2 separate regions of the Homo sapiens genome follow, and region 2 is linked to region 1. The links are chromatin contacts, found by Hi-C or POLR2A ChIA-PET in ENCODE. All regions are on one chromosome and are shown on one strand. The core of a region is the stretch at or near the end of the contact, and the rest is flanking DNA. Distances in the headings are between cores, read along the strand shown.

Region 1 (2,808 bases), core at 93-2,592:
TCACTCTGGAACAACCTAGTTTGCAATTGAGAAGTTGATACAATTAAGAAAATGTGTTTATACTGTTCTAAAGAAGGGATTAACAGGATTATTATACTATTTTATTATCCTAAAGAAGTGGCTTTCCAGTGTTATAACTACCCTATAGTCCTTTCCAACATTAGAACTCTATAGTTATTCAGTTATTGTTATGCTTAAACATTTCCTCTACTACTGTATAGTTCCGTAAATCTCTCGGTCAAACTTTGCTAATTTCCTTTATTTATTAAGCCTTCATTGTTTTTAAGTAAAAGGTCCATTTATTTATCATTCAATCACACTACGGTCTCCCACTGAGAAAGACTGTGTACCTAACAAAAATCTTCAGAGTGTACTCGGGAAAAGAGACTATTTCCTTCTGTGTGGGTCAGCATCATATCCTGTCAAAAATCAGGACCCTATGAGCTCTCTGGGGACACTGACCATGGTTCTAAATAATATATGAATCTGGACAATTACAAATGTATGTTTTTGCTTTTTGCTCACACACAAGACACACTAGGGGCTTGCCTCTAGTTGAATGGCTTCTTGTTTTCACTCAGTTTCAGCCTATGCTCTCATCTCATTAGAATTTCAGTATCCTCTGGTCTTGCAGAGTTCCCTTTACCTTCTTTTGTATCAGACAAAAGATGGTAATTTACGTCTAATTAACGGAACTGAGTCATAATGAGTTCTTTTCTCTTAGACAGCATTTGAATGTCCAAAATAACCAGAGAGATTGGGCTTTTTAAGTCTTGCTCCAGTTTAAGGTTTTATAACACAATGCTCTCATTCAGGCCTCCTACTTTGCATACAGTCAGAGGGCTGGAGGTTATCCACATTGTGAAATTCTTTGGCTAGTTATGCCCAGAGTGACTGAATGGCAGGCAGGCTGAATTTAATATTTTCTGCTAAGCAGCTCTGTTGAGACAGCCAAGCTTACGACTGCATCCTTTTCATGTCTCTTACTTATACTTTGAAATGCTATCTTTTGCCTGTTGATGAATTTGATAGCATTCTTTATGAGATCAATTTCCTTGAGAAAGATACAAAAGGCAGGATGAAAGACAAGTTTGATGCAAAACACACAAAGGGCTGTGCATCTGTGTGAAGAGAAGCATGATAAAGCATAAAGCGGTTCTCCCCACACCATGATGAGGGACAAAGATGTAAACACAATAAGCCCGCCTAAAGAAAGCAAAAGCACATGTTCTAACGGGAGCAGTAACCAGGTTAAAATACTTGAAGCATCTTCTTCCTCTCTTATGCCAGAGCATTTTAAAATGCCCTCTATACATGACGGCATGCCAACACAAACAAACTGCAGAGGCTGAACTCCACTGGCATCGTGCCGTCCTGAAATGACACCAGTTAGATAAACTGGGTTTTTACTCCTGGGACAGTCTTCAACCAAGCTTTTTATTACATTGGGTTAAGAAGAAAAAAAAATAACCCTTGTCTCCACACTTCAAAATCCAAATGTGTATTCCTTTGATAGGATATTGTTATATTAAAAATACTGTGGCAATATCACTTGTCATCATGTTCTACTGACACACATATTCACCAATGCTCCAAATTTCAGAGGCTCAGCCACTCAAAAGAAAAACAAAACAAAACAAAAAAAGAATGAATGAAAATAAAAAACAAAACAAAACAAAACAAAACAAAACAAAAAATAAGGCTGACCAAACTTTCATGATGGGAGCCCTGGGACCAAGAAATTATAGCTGTATTATAAAGGACAGGCAAACCACACTACAGATACTCGGTTTTTTACTCTCTCCCGCCTCATTTTTTTCCTCCCCCTCAAAGAGGGAGTGAATGTGAAATTTACACAGACAAGCTCCTCAATAGATACACTTGATTTGTCAAATGGAAAGATGACCCTTCAGTAACTAGGCTGCTTGGTGAAAATATTAAACCAGACAGTAAGTCAGAGAAAATTAAATACTACCTTGATTAATCAGGCTTAATGGGTGAGAAGCAACTAATTTATAACACTACATTGACAAAAACAGGGTAAAGAAAAAGGAGGCTGTTTCACATCAGATTAAAGTATAATTTCTTTTTCTACTTTTCTTGGGGAAGGAATATATTGATACTCATAAAGTCAACTACATTTTTGAAGATATAAACAAAAATCACTGTAGACATAGTCTTTGCCCCTTGATACTCAAAATCTAATGTGAGAAATAAAACATACGTAAGCCCTGAACACGCAAATGAGTTTTAATGTTAATTTATCAATCTGACACTTGAACCATAATTTTTTTCATTCGAATTAAATTGAAAATCATTTGGATGTCTCCAAGTTAGCTCAGATACCCTTTCTAAATTAGAGCAGAGTGAATTAACAGCACAAGGAATCTTGCAATCTTGCCTTTCAGCCTCATGTGCTTGAAGGCTTTCAGACCCTGAAGGTGATGGGGAGGAAATGTCCTGGGGCCTATGTAAGTCTGTCCGAGAGGCATCTGGTGAGCTAGGCACCTCCCAAAGGAGGTGGACAGAGGAAGAGGGTTTCTAGCACAGCACCTGCAGGGGTTTTAAAGGGTTCCTAAGGGGGCGGGCATGTTCCCTGACAGCCACCTTCCCAGCAAGTCAAGTGTTGCTAAACTGGGGGCCTTCTATGCATAGCAAAAGATAGACACCATACAAAGAAGCCAAAGTGTGAAATGAGTGGAGGCAGATATTGCATATCAGGAGAGAAAATACAAATTCTACGCTGGGTGTCACAAAAAGACTACAGTGCCAATTCAAGGGGAAACAAATCTGACTTGAAAAAATATT
Region 2 (2,700 bases), core at 49-2,548, 47 kb after region 1:
ATCTATTGTCATTATAGAGCCATGAATTCTCTTGTTTGCGTGCAGTTTTTGTTGCTTTCTAGTGCTTTCATATGCTAGCTCTTAACAACAAGTATTCTGGGGCAAACAAGAAGATTTATATTTTTATATCTGTATTTGTGCCTAATCAACTGCTGGCCACTGTAAACTGCAAAACCGTGATGCTGCTTCATGATGGCTACATTTGTCTTCTATCACCATGCATAGGAATGTATTTCTGGGCCAGGCACAGTGGTTCACGTCTGTAATCCCAACACTCTGGGAGGCCGAAGCAGGAGGATGGCTGGGGCCCAGCAGTTTGAGACCAGCCTGGGCAACATAGCAAGACCTCATCTCTAAAACAAAAATTTAAAAATTAGCGAGGCATGGTGAGTCACGCCTATAGTCCCAGCTACTCAGGCGGCTAAAGTAAAAGAATTCCTTCAGCTTGAGGCTGCCATGAACAATAATGGTGTTACTACAGTTCTGACTAAATTTACAAAAAAAAAAAAAAAAAAAAAAGACTTGGGAGGCTGAGGCGGAAGAATCACTTGAACCCAGGAGGCAGAGGTTTCAGTGAGCCAAGACTGTGCCACTGCACTCCAGCAGTGACAGATCAGAAAAAAGAAAAAAAGAATTTATATTTCTTAAATAGAAGACATTCGTGGCTTAAAGTATGCTGGGAAGATGGCTGATGATACCAACTACCTGTCCCCTTCCCCCAGCCTTTCCCCCACAAAAAAGAACTAAAAATTGCTCAGAACCCGTCAGGGTTAAAAAAAAATGTTGAGCAGCTAGACTAGTTGTCTCACACCTGTAATCCCCGCACTTGGGGAGGCCAAGGTGGGAAGATTGCTCAGCTCAGGAGTTCAAGACCAATCTGGGCAACATGGCATAAACCCTGTCTCTACAAAAAATTAAAAAATTAGCTGGGCATGGTGGTGCATGCCTGTAGTCCCAGCAAACTTGGGAGGCTGAGATGAGAGAACGGAATGAGCCCAAGAGGTTCAGGTTGCAGTAAGCCATGATCGTACCACTGCACTGCAGCTTGGGGAACAGAGCAAAATCTTGTCTCAAAAAAACAAACAAACAAAATGTTCAGCAGCACAACCAAAACTTGAGAAGAATCCTGTGTGCACTTACTGACACCTCAGAGAAACCAAGCAAAGTTGTGTGATCATTCTTGAAAAGAGGATGGGAAAATTGATGTGTACCCTGACTAGCAACATGGACTTTAAAAACCCAGATAAGCAAGTGAGTACTGGCATGTAGGGGATGGGAAAGCGGAAGGTGCCCAAAAGGCTCGATCAGAAGCAGCCGTTCTGAGAAGCACTGACATCATGGGCTGGAGGGAAAGGGCCCTCCACAGTGGACAGAAGTGCGAACACAATAATCCAGACTGCGTACAGATACGTATTCATCTCATGATTCTAAGTGAATTACTTCAGCTCCGTGGACTCAGCATTATGTGAAAATAGAAATGCCCCCTGTTCTACCTGACTCATAGGGTGTGGGACAGCTAAATAGAATTTATGAAATTGCTCAAGAAGTAAAAAATGCTATGCAAATGTAATACATTTATAAATAACCAATCTAAATGGCAAAGGTAAAGTGTCTCTTACAAATATCAATGTATCATTGCTGAAATGTCCACATGTGACCAGACAGATGATCTACCAATAGGCAGCCAAATGAAGAATGGATCTTTTCTTCATTTCCTATTTTTTAATTATTGCTTAGGAAATAATAAATTATAATTGTTGTTTGAGATGGGTTAAACCCTTAGGACATTTAAATATAAAACTACTAAAACTTGGACAATGGGGTACCAATATGATTGAGAATTCACACTCTCTACTAATCTGTTAATCATTAGTGGAGTGAAAATACCATACCTTAGGTTTATCAGTTTGAGTAGTTAGTGTGAGATTATCCCATAAGGGACAATTTTCCTACAATATAAATGCAAAGAGATGCTTTAATAAATTTGTCTTCTGCATCAATAGAATATAGATGACAAGTCAACAAAGATGCCATACCAGATCTCAGTGACTGAACTGAAGGAATAATTGCATATATGCATAAGGTGAAAATCTGAAAGATTTAATCTCACAAAGAAATTAGGAGGACAAATATTCATCTGTGTTGAGATTTTTCTCTGGTCATTTCATTAAGGTGGTCCATTATTTTTTAAGCCTTGAAAACCATGCAGAAATTCTACAAAGAGACATTTAAATTTAAATGATTGCCACAAATTATGCATATTTTTCCACTACCACAACTAGTAATTGTTAGCTGGGCACTGGCATTTTCCAAGGAAATACATAGTTACTTCCTTACACAAAACATAAAACAAGTATCTGTTGAATGAATGTACAGAATATAAAGACTTCCCAGAACCTGAGAATTTCCTTATCAACATTTTCTCAAATGCACAATACATGCCAAATCTGAGAATACTTAATTTAAAGTTAACTTCTGAAATGAAAGACAAAGTAATAATGAACTGGCCCTGACTTATAGGGTTTCAAAATATAACCCAACAAGTTGCTAACTAAAGTCAAGAACATCAGGAAGGCCAGCTGATGTCAGAAGAAAATCAAAGGCAGTATTATCAGGTGTTTCCTCTTTGCCAAAAATGTCTGTGGTCAGATGATAACATCAGCAGTTTAATGAAGGAAGGAAGGAGGAGCTTTCAGGTCT

Evidence for each region. A loop is a pair of places that touch in the nucleus more often than their neighbours do. ChIA-PET counts read pairs that join two places held with the same protein, here RNA polymerase II (POLR2A). Pooled maps may share reads with other maps.
Region 2: a map of posterior vena cava shows a loop between it and region 1 (11-fold over the local background). The contact joins two enhancer-like sites. A Hi-C loop is called at or near these places in 5 of 168 maps with a recorded cell type or tissue (Caco-2, HepG2, OCI-LY7 and 2 more) and 2 of 50 pooled maps. POLR2A ChIA-PET finds 5 or more read pairs at or near these places in 2 of 52 experiments (HepG2 and activated CD4-positive, alpha-beta T cell).

The regions. Positions count from the first base shown.
Region 1 is chr18:28,086,134-28,088,941 of GRCh38, forward strand. All of the region lies in intron 2 of CDH2 (cadherin 2), which reads right to left. Among named protein-coding and RNA genes, the nearest start is that of CDH2, 90 kb to the right of the region's middle. RefSeq lists an enhancer at 1-2,759. Within about 2 kb of position 1,343, at least 4 of the 41 ENCODE cell types and tissues checked have a DNase peak (open chromatin) inside an H3K27ac peak, as active enhancers do.
Region 2 is chr18:28,133,639-28,136,338 of GRCh38, forward strand. The region is part of intron 2 of CDH2 (cadherin 2); the gene reads right to left. Among named protein-coding and RNA genes, the nearest start is that of CDH2, 42 kb to the right of the region's middle. Within about 2 kb of position 1,299, at least 2 of the 41 ENCODE cell types and tissues checked have a DNase peak (open chromatin) inside an H3K27ac peak, as active enhancers do.